Linked DNA regions of Homo sapiens: region 2 is linked to region 1. Evidence: read pairs that join two places in POLR2A ChIA-PET (ENCODE). Cell type or tissue: GM12878. All regions are shown on one strand. Each heading gives the region's core, and the rest is flanking DNA. Links, peaks and the distances in the headings are about the cores only.

Region 1 (5,373 bases), core at 120-5,119:
CAGGATAATACCTTCCTTATCCAAGTCTTTATATTTTCCACCTTTTCTTTTCTTTCTTTTTTTTTTTTTTTTTAAGATGGAATCTCGCTCTGTCACCAGGCTGGAGTGCAATGGCGCAATCTCAGCTCACTACAACCTCCAACTCCCTGGTTCAAGCAAATCTCCTGCCTCAGCCTCCCAAGTAGCTGGGATTACAGGTGCATGCCACCATGCCCAGCTAATTTTTGTATTTTTGTTAGAGACAGGGTTTCACCGTGTTGGCCAGGATGGTGTCTATCTCCTGACCTTGTGATCTGCCTGCCTCGGCCTCCCAAAGTGCTGGGATTACAGGTGTGAGCCACCGCACCTGGCCTTCTTTTTTCTTTGAGACAGTCTTGCTGTGTCGTCCAGGTTGGAGGGCAGTGGCGTGATCTTGGCTCACTGCAACCTCTGCCTCCTGGGTTCAGGCATTTCTCATGCTTCATCCACCTGAGTAGCTGGGATTATAGGCATGTGCCACTGTACCTGGCTTATTTTTACATTTTTATTTTATTTTATTTTTCAGACAGGGTCTTGCTCTATTGCCCAGGCTGGCATGCAATGGCATAATCTCAGCTCTCTTAACCTCTGCCTCCCAGGTTCAGGCAGTTTACCTGCCTCAGCCTCCTGAGTAGCTGGGATTACAGGCGGGCACCACCATGCCTGGCTAATTTTTGTATTTTTAGTAGAGATGGGATTTTGCCATGTTGGGCAGGCTGGTCCCAAACTCCTGGCCTCATGTGATCTGTCCACCTCGGCCTCCCAAAGTGCTGGGATTACCGATGTGAGCTACTGCGCCTGGCCAGTTTTTGTATTTTTAGGAGAGACGGTGTTTCACCATGTTGGCCATGCTGGTCTTGAACCCCTGAGCTCAAGGAATATGCCTGCCTTGGCCTCCCAAACTGCTGGGATTACAGGTATGAGCTCCCGCACTTGGCCATTTTCTACCTTTTCTTGAGTCTTCAAGGCTTCTATTTCAGAAGCGTGCCCTTACCTGGCATTGTTAAATCTATGTTGTAATTAGTAGTGTTAGGTATGAATGATGGAATTGGCTAAGGCTATTAAAAAAACCTATTTTCAGTCGGGCTCTGTGGCTCACACCTGTAATCCCAGGCCGAGGCAGGCGGATCACAAAGTCAAGAGATCGAGACCATCCTGGCCAACATGGTGAAACCCCATCTCTACTAAAAATATAAAAATTAGCCAGGCGTGATGGCGCACGCCTGTAGTCCCAGCTACTTGGGAGGCTGAACAAGGAGAATCGCTTGAACCCGGGAAGTGGAGATTGCAGTGAGCCGAGGTCACACCACTGCACTCCCGCCTGGGTGACAGAGTGAGGCTCCGTCTCAAACAAAACAAAACAAAACAAAACAAAAAAAACCCGCCTATTTTGTAGTAATATCACAGATTTCTTTGTTTTTTTTTTTTTCTTTTCTTTTCTTTTCTTTTTTTTTTTTTTGGAGATGGGAATTTTGCTCTTGTTGCCCAGGCTGGAGTGCAGTGGCACAATTTCGACTCACTGCATCCTCCACCTCCCGGGTCAAGCAATTATTCTGCCTCAGCCTCCCAAGTAGCTGGGATTACAGACACCCGCCACCATGCCTGGCTAATTTTTGTATTTTTCTTTTTTTTTTTTGAGACGAAGTCTTGCTGTGTCGTCAGGCTGGAGTGCAGTGGTGCGATCTCGGCTCACTGCAACCTCTGACTCCCTGGCTTAGGTGATTCTCCTGCCTCAGCTTCCCGAGTAACTAGGATTACAGGTACACGCCACCATGCCCAGCTCAGTTTTGTATGTTTAGTACAGACGGGGTTTCACCATGTTGGCCAGGATGGCGTCTATCTCCTGACCTCGTGATCCACCCACCTCGGCCTCCCAAAGTGCTGGGATTACAGGCATGAGCCACTGTGCCTGGCCAATTTTTGTATTTTTAGTAGAGACGGAGTTTCACTATGTTGGCCAGGCTGGTTTAGAACTCCGAACCTCAGGGGATCCACCTGCCTCGGCCTCCCAAAGTGTCAGAATTACAGGTGTGAGCCACTGCATCCGGCTCGCAGATTGGTTTCTATGAGTAGTTTGTAATGGTTTATTCAGTCAACAAGCATGAGTGATCATTTCATACCATGTAGTCCCTGTTGTCACCGATGCTTTGAGTCTAGAAGGAGGAGACAAACATGGCAGCAAGCTGTGAAGGAGCGTGTCACAGTAGATGTGGCAGGTGTGTGCATGAAAAATGTAGGTAAACCAAGGAGAGCAGTGCCAGTTCCACTGGCGCTGGGATGGCACTGGATTGGCCAGGGGAGAGTTTGTAGAGGAGCTGGCCCTTGGGCTGGATTGTGAAAGATGAGTTAGTGCCAAGTAGGAGAACATTGCAAAGAAGTATATATCAAAGCAAAGAGAATGAGAGGACAGGAGGTGTGAAGCAGTTTCGCCACTTGGGGAGCTACAAATGGTTCTTTGTGCCTGGAGAGTAGGCTGTGAGCAGAGGGAGGAGGCCAGAGGCAGGGTTAGAGAAATGGGGGACAGTTATGGGGGGCTTCAGTATGTGTTGTTACACAGGACTTATTCTGTGGGACACGGAGCTATGAGAGGGTTTAAACCAGGGATATTTTATGCTGATTATTTTGCTTTTTTTTTTTTTGAGACATAGTCTTGCTCTGTTGCCTAGGCTGGAGTGCAGTGGCGTGATGTCAGCTCACTGCAACTTCTGCCTCCTGGGTTCAAGTGATTCTCGTGCCTCAGCCTCCTGAGTAGCTGTGATTACAGGCATGTGCCACCACACCTGGCTAGTTTTTGTATTTTTAGTAGAGACTGGGTTTTGCCATGTTGGCCAGGCTGGTCTTGATCTCCTGGCCTCAAGTGATTTGCCAACCTCCATCTCCCAAGGTGCTGGTGTGAGGCACTGCGCCCGTTCTTTTTTTTATTTTTATTTTTTATTTTTGCCAAGAGGGGGAAGGGAGAGAGAAAGGAAGCAGGTGGAGGCAAGGAGAGGGAGAAGCAGAGCATTCTGTTGCATTTTAGAAAGATTCTTCTGACTTAGTGTGGCTCAGATTGGCAGTGGAGAGACCCTTAAGGAATTTTTGGAGATAGGTGAGCTAGGTGATGAGGGCTTGAATTCAGGCTGTGGGAGTAGGAGGTAGGAGAGAAAAAATACAGGACCAGTGAAGGACATGAAATTGATGGATTTGGTTGCCAGTGTTTGGGAGGGACATAGCATTGAAAGGAGATGAAAGAGACAGGGTGACGAAGGTGAGCACCAGGTTTCTGTCTTTGGATGACTGCTTGGAGAGTTTCCATACTGAGAATAGGACTTCGGTTTTGGACGTAATCTCTGGAGTTTTGTGGTACTTGTACAGTGTCCACTTTGAGAGACCCATTTAAATAGTTGAATTTGAACCTGCAACTCCAGAGATGATCAACGCAGGAGTGGGAGTGGAACCCAGGGAGTGGGTGATGCCACGGGCTGATTGAGGAGTCCAAGGATGTCGTCTTGGAATACCACCACTGAAGGGCTGGGTAGAGGAAGAGATCTGAAAGGGAAACTTTGAAGGCAAATGTATATAACTCTTCAGGTAACTAGATGGTAAATGGAAAGAGAGAGAGGGCAGGAGCTGGAAGTTGCAGAGTGGAGAGCTTTTTGTATTTTTCTGGGGGATATTAAGAGTATTTATAGACTCCTTTTTATACCTTTGGACAATGATTCCGAGCCAGTCTTGAATGAAAACATTCATATGTGATGTGTTGTAAACCTCCAGGACGATCGGTCTCACATTTCATTTTGTCTGTTCTGGCTTCTGTACACAGCAGCTGCAGACTATATGTGTTTTTGAAACCTGTTTAACTTCCTTTCTTTTGTGTTCTCTAATTCTCTGAAATATTATTTCCAACAGCCCTAAGATTGAAATTAAGAGAACGTTTGAATCTTAGCTGCATTCTGGCATTTTCAAGTGCTTCCTGCACATTTCCCCTTGGATATCCCATCATTGTCCAAGATTCAGCATGTCCGAGACTTGCTCCTGGCCCTTTCATTCTGGTGTTACCTCTAGACCTCTCTAATTTTTAAACTTTTATCACCATTCACTTATCACTGCAATCATTATGGCTTGAAAAAAACACTGGATTCTTTTTCTTGCCATTTAAATTGTTTCCCATCTATCCAACCATCCGTTTGTTCATCTATTCAACCATCCGTTTATTCATCTATTCAACCATCCATTTGTTCATCTATTCATCCATTTGTTCATCTATTCATCCGTTTGTTCAGACTTTTTAAATTCTTTGTGTCAGGGTATTTGCTTTATGCTCAGGCTGTGAAGAATTTTAAGATATAGGCCCTGCTTTCCAGAAGCTCACAGTGTAGGGCGGTTCACGTGGAAATTTGCTATGGTGGAAATACCAACAAATGCTATGGGAGCCTGGGGACTTTCAGCTTTCACTGTGTTCTGAGTGAGATGTACTTTAAAAAAAATGGTTTTAAAAAATTTAGACATGGGGATTCACTATGTTGATCAGGCTGGTCTTGAATTCCTGGCCTCAAGCAGTCTTCCCATCTCGGACTCCCAAAGTGCTGGGATTACAGGCGTGAGACACCATGCCCGGCTGAGACGTACTTTTGAGCAAACCCAACAGGCAGTTACCTACTGGGATGAAGTGAGATGGGAACATGCCAGAGTAGGTGTCACTGCTCTAGCTGTTCCCACACTAGCAGTTAACTGCTTGCTGCACATGAAGTTCATTGCTGAACATTTTTCGTAAGTTCTCATTGAACCCTCACAGTTACCCTGTGGGTGGCAACAAATACTGTACTGATTTTATAGGTGAGGAAATGGAGAAGTAGAGAGATTCTAAAGGGACATAGCTGCTGAGTGGTTGAGCTGGCACCACAAGCTAGATTTCTCAGGCTCCATGCACAGGCCATGCTTTGAATGGGCTTTTTCTATACTGGCTGCTCATTCACACCCCCCTCTTCATTTTTATGTCTTGTACTTTTACATACCTTATATGCTATTTATGTCTTTTCATTGTTTTTTCTTTTTCTCAGACCTCTCAGAGATGAATTTATGTACTTTCTAAACGTTCTTTCTTCTGGGAGTGGATACAGAGTTTTGTATCTTGATATAGTTTGGACAGAGTTTTGGTTAAACCTGTGTTGCTGGTTATTAAACACATTTACATTGAAAGAGCCATTGTTAATCTTAGGGTTGAAATTTGAGGAGTTTGTAGGATCATGCAGTAAAGGCAGTATCTTTTTCCTTAATCCCCCGGGTAGCATTTAGTTTAGGGGCTGCTGTTTCCTTCCAGGGACTCTGGTAAACTGGGTTTGATGTTGTGGCAACAAGAATTACTCAGCCTGGCCT
Region 2 (5,373 bases), core at 193-5,192, 74 kb after region 1:
GCGTGTGCGTGTTTGTGCGTGTGCATGTGTGCGCGTGCGTGTGTGTGCACGCGCATGCATGTTCACACACATTCATGGACACACACGCACCATGTAGGAAAGGGGGTGGCTTATAGAGGACTCCAGAGAGACTTTGGTATGAGTTCTGTTCTAACAAAGGTCGGCTTCCAAAAGGGAAGTGACTTCATAGTCATTGCCCCCATGGGACACAGAGACTACTGGGGACAGACTTACTCCACCATAAATATTGCCCACATGTGTCTGTGCTCCACATTTTTACCCTTGAATTGGTTGACCAGGTTTTGTTTCAAGGCAGTTCCCTGAGCACCTGGTCCGTTTGCCTTCCCTGTCCCCATAACCACTGGGAGGGTGGCCGACCTTGTCCATCTTTCTACTTCCCATCCCACAGATTTGTACCTGGCGCTCCTGCCCCCACCCCAGTGCATCGTCACTTCCTTCTGCATCTGGCTCCCCCACAGGCAGTGTGCATGGCAAGCCTAGAGCCCTTGGCTGCAGCTCAATCCACAGCACTCTTACTCATTCTTGGGCAGTGGTTTTTTTTTTTTCTTTTTTTTTTCCCCTCCTTTTCAATCTGAATCAGCCACATTAATTATTTTGTTCATTTAGAAAAGCTGAAAATGCATTTCTCTTCCCTTTGCCAGAAGTGATGAGCTTGTATTGCTGAGATTTGTGGTCATGCCTTGCCGTGAAGGTGACAGGGTAATCAATAGGAAAGACTTTAGTAGGGTTTTCATACACATTCATGTCCACATGTGTTTACTTTATTAATGGTTTCAGAACATAGAGCTCTAGACTCTCTGGACATAATGATGTCCTTTTTTTTTTTTTTTTTTTGGACACTAGCAGGGTACTTTCCTCTGTTGCCTTCTGCTTTAGCCTTTGATGAGTTGGGTTCTCACATTAGCAGGGGCTGTTCCGTCCTATACCAGCCCAACTGCTTGCCCCAGTGATTAGAAGTCAGTACTCTCTTGGTCATTACTGACACATCTGGGAAGGCTAAAATGGAATCCTTTATTTCTGACTAGGTCAGATAGCAGTAGACTTTATATTTCCTTTTAAAGTCATATCCCAAGTCCTTGTGCTTATACATAATGACTTAATTCATAAATTCCCCTTACAGCACCACTTCACCGATCAGTTTTAAATATCTCTTGAATTGGCCATCATTTTATATATCTTTAAGCCCCCAGAATCTTTGAAGTTAAGGCTCTAAAATTACTAACCCCATAGGCAGCCTTCCCTTCCACATTCCTATTGCCAAGTGGATGGAGTTGAAAGGAAACCTACTGGAAACGTTTAAAGTGTGTTCAAGTTTGGATTTACTTCCCCCTACAGCGAGATTTGTTTAAATGCTAATACTAAGTGTTAGCTTTGACAGCCCAGATACTAAAATTAGAACAGTACAAAGATTATCTTGGTTCTTAGACCAGGATGACATGCAAATTCATGAGGCATCTCGTATTTTAAAAAAGAGAAAATTTAACCAAGTGTGGGACTCAGTTTTAGCTCATTGCATTACTTTTTCTAAACCTCCATCAAATCCTTCTAGACTCTGAATATTGTGTTTTCATTGTAGCACACTTAGTATCACTCTTTGTGTTTATGTGCTGCAGAAGGCAGGGCTTCCAGCCGTCTGTAGCTGTGTGTATATGTCTGTGTATGCATATAGCCATAAGAATGTGTATTCTTGTGTATACACATCAGTACATGTGTACTCATGGGTATATGTGTGTGCATTCTTACACACACTTTAAAAAGTGACAGCCATCTCAAGAAAGACATTTAATTTTCCCTGAAATAACCTTAGCTTTCTTTGCTCTGATTCTGGATATACTAGTAAACATTGGCTTTGTAAAAGCCGATTTGTGGCATCTTTGGGGCCAGGTTTCCAGTAGTGCCTCAAATCTTGCCTTGATGAGGTGGAACGTGGCATGTAAGAGCCCCTCGTTCACGTGCCAGACAGTAGTGGGATCATTTGCCCGTTGAGTGTTTTTAGTTCAGCTCTCTCCCCAGGCAGGCATGAATGTGACTGATACATTGCACTTTAAGATTAAGGAATCGGGTTTAATTTCTTTGTTTTAATTTTCTTTTCTCCCTCATTTGTATGTTTCCATGATTTTGGCTCTCCTTTTCCTTGCCCCAAACTCCAGGAGGTATGTAACCCTCAGCCTGCTCGCTCGCTCTGCTAGGCCACTGTCATTACTGCAGCATTTTCTGATTTCGTTATTTTTGGTTATTTTGTTTTTTAATTGCCGGTGGTAGTGTTAATGCTGCTTCTAACTTATTGTACAGTCCCTAGGGAACTGGTCAGGATCAGGGGTTTGGAGCAATTTTCGTTTTTCTTTTTTGGAGGAGTATATGTTATATTCATTACTGAATGCAGTAATGCAAGAAAACATACTAAGAGTGGGTTTGTAAAAGCAGAGGAAGTTTCCATGACATTTTCACTTGGAATTATTGGCTAAGACATGCGCTATGTTTGATATTCAATTTGACGTCCATTAATCAGCCTGATTGAAAGTTAATCTCTGACGTGGGGAAGAGGAGAAAGAAGAGAAGGAAGTCTTTCTTTTTTCTTCTTTTTTCAAGCTGAGACTTACTCCAGAGAGAACAAAGTCTTGACTTCCCAAAGCTATGGAAAGCTTCTGATTTACCATGATGGAAAAGCAAACTAGGGAAAGAACTAAATTAGATGATACTTAAGACATTTGCCTTTGCACGAAAAGGGGAAATGGTATTTCCTAAACTCAAAATGATACCGAGTGAAGGTGAAAAAAACAAGTCCAAACCAAAAAACCCTCCCTGAAGTCCTCGTGTTTAGTTTCCTGGGGATCAGAGAAGGGTATTAACAGCCTCGGCTCTGTTGTTATGTTTTGTTTTGCTCCCTCGCTTTTTCAGCGAGTCCTCGTTAAAGCCCCGAATCGGTCTCCTGGTTATGGTTTTGGTGTCTCCTCTCCATTTGCTGGTTTTTTTGGGGAAACATATTTTCTTAGCCCAAGACCCCTCAGGTTTGTGCCTAAGCATTCCCTGAGCAGTAGCTACACTTAAAAAGAACAACCCCAAACACGCACAGTTACTGAGATGCTTCAGGGACTTGTCAGGTTGTTCTCAACTGTAGGGGAAGATGGCATCCGGCCTTGATGTCTCGGGGAGGTCACAGGAGGCCTGAGGAGCCGTGCAGTGGGAGGTGGTCCTGTGAGTTCCACAGGGACTGTCCTAGGCGCACATTGATCTGTCTGCTTGTTTCATGTCTGCTTTTCTTTCCACGTGGAAATGTTCCCCGTGGGCCCACAGTGATGCTTTATGGTAGAGGTCTCTGTAATGCAACAAATTGTCCAGGCATAATAACCAAGCTTTTGTAATCAGGCAGAGAATTTCTTCTGGCTTTGCTTTTTCTCCTTGATTTCTTTCCATCTTGTTTCTTTTAGCATCTGACTCGCTTTTTCCATGATCTCCTATGTCCGAAGGGTTCCCCGGGTAGTGTCCTGTGATGGAGCGCATGGGAGGTCAGCATGGGTTGATGTTCCCTTTGTGCCGAGCCTCCGTGGGCAACCAATGGCCCGCCAGGCTGGAAGACCAAAGTTCTCAGACTCTGAATTGGTGGAGGGGGTTCCTTTTTAAGAACAAATTGGCTTCAATCCTGAATATAGTCCTTGCCTTCTTTATCCTCCTTATTTAATTCTGCCCGGGCTTTCCTGTTTTCCACATGCATGTCATAGTATCCATTTATGGTTTTCTCTTAATTCATGCCATCTAACCTTTAGGGACCAGTGGCAAGGGCTCACATGAAACTTAGAAGTTACTGGAGGGAGAGTCTCAATTTGCTTGATATAGCACAGGATGGGCAGGTGGAGGGCACGTGCTTGCTTACAGCAAATTCCCTCGCATAACCTAGATCTGTGTCATTTGGAATCTTGGCAATTAATGATCAGTCACGTAAGCCCGCCTAGGGTTCAGCATCCAAGCAGGGTGCTAAAAACTGGCCTGAAAGTCCAGTGGTCCTTTTACTTGTCTGCCAGGACCTACGCTGGACATTTTCTTTTCATAACATTATTTGCATACTCCCCTTAGGTTTCTCTGGTGTGAGCATGCAGGCAGGTCCTGGCAGTTAGAATAATCCCTGTAAAACCATTCTCCTCTTTGCTCAGCTATTTGTGATGAGGGCAAGAGAGAAAGCATGATCGGAGGTATGAGATTTATGCCCCATGATCCTTGCTATTTAGGAAGATTGGAGAAGCGGTATTGTCTGTAGGTTAAGTCTTAGCAAAAGAGCAGGCACAAGAAGTGTTTCTAGAATGCCATGCATAGCTTCACAGGTCAAGGCCTTAGGGATAAGTTTTGAGTGGTTCATGTTCAGAAAATGTTCCCTTGATGGGAGAGAGGTGGAGGAAGAGAAAGCCTGTGGTCCCGATTTGACAGCAGGTGTAGCTTCATTCAGATAGGCTTGGGGAAATTTTTCCTTCCTTCATGTCTGTCTCAGCATAACTTCACGGCCCCAACCCCAACTTTTTTTTTTTTCTTTTTTTTTTCTTTTTTTTTGAGAGGGAGTCTCCCTGTGTCACCCAGGCGGGAGTGCAGTGGTGCAATCTTGGCTCACTGCAACCTCCACCTCCCAGTTCAAGTGACTCTCATGCTTCAGCCTCCTGAGTAGCTGGAACTATAGGCATGTGCCACCACCCCTGGCTAATTTTTATACTTTTAGTAGAGATGGGGATTCACCATGTTGGCCGGCTGGTCTTGAACTCCTGACCTCAAGCGACCCACCCACCTTGACCTCCCAGAGTGCTGGGATTATAGACGTGAGCCCCTGTGCCTAGCCATGACCCCAGTGTTTTGTGCTGAGAAATACTAAAAAGAACCAAGGGAGGCCCTTGCCAGCCTCCCAGCCACCACCGCCAGAGCTTGTTTTGCCATGGCTGTATTTGCCAGCTGTTTCTGTTATAAGCTCCAGGTGAGAAGCCCAGAACGGAAAAGGCTCCTGAGGCCACCTCTCAGTACGAGTTGATTCTTCCTTGATAGAGGAATTCTGCTTTGATTCTCACCCAGGACCCGGGAGATTTTGTTTTCAGGACACTAGCACATAAGGTTAAGAGCCAGTGTAGAAGCTCACTGTAATCATGAAGGTGAAGAAGAGAGTAGAACCATGGGGATTTACTTCGTGTTCCAGGGAAAGTGTGGATTTGAAGGCTCCCAGCATCTCCCCTCCTGCTTCCTCCTTCCTTCACTTCCAGTGAAACACTCCTTATGTGCCGGGCTGCTTGTCAGTAGCAGAGTAGCCTGCACTAGGTGCTGACCCTTCCCTCTTTTTCTGTTCTTTGGCAATTTCTACCACATAGGCTTTTTGCTGACTCT

Evidence for each region. Peaks named below come from ENCODE experiments on the same cell type or tissue, not always from the same donor. Only the 100,000 strongest peaks of a DNase experiment are listed, where the experiment ranks them.
Region 2: POLR2A ChIA-PET joins it to region 1 with 6 read pairs; 8 of 35 experiments call an interaction of 5 or more read pairs at or near these places.

What each region holds. Positions count from the first base shown.
Region 1 is chr17:78,766,430-78,771,802 of GRCh38, reverse strand. All of the region lies in intron 1 of CYTH1 (cytohesin 1), which reads left to right. Among named protein-coding and RNA genes, the nearest start is that of CYTH1, 13 kb to the left of the region's middle. RefSeq lists an enhancer at 2,712-2,881. In GM12878, for the core only: a CTCF peak has its summit at 2,456; no DNase peak of the experiment used is centred there; H3K4me3 peaks cover 1,811 bases; H3K27ac peaks cover 4,291 bases.
Region 2 is chr17:78,692,808-78,698,180 of GRCh38, reverse strand. CYTH1 (cytohesin 1) reads left to right here. Exons shown (of 14, transcript NM_004762.6): 10 at 2,172-2,174. It also overlaps the pseudogene RNU6-638P. Among named protein-coding and RNA genes, the nearest start is that of SCAT1, 63 kb to the right of the region's middle. In GM12878, for the core only: no CTCF peak of the experiment used is centred there; a DNase peak (open chromatin) is centred at 2,798; H3K4me3 peaks cover 2,544 bases; H3K27ac peaks cover 4,836 bases.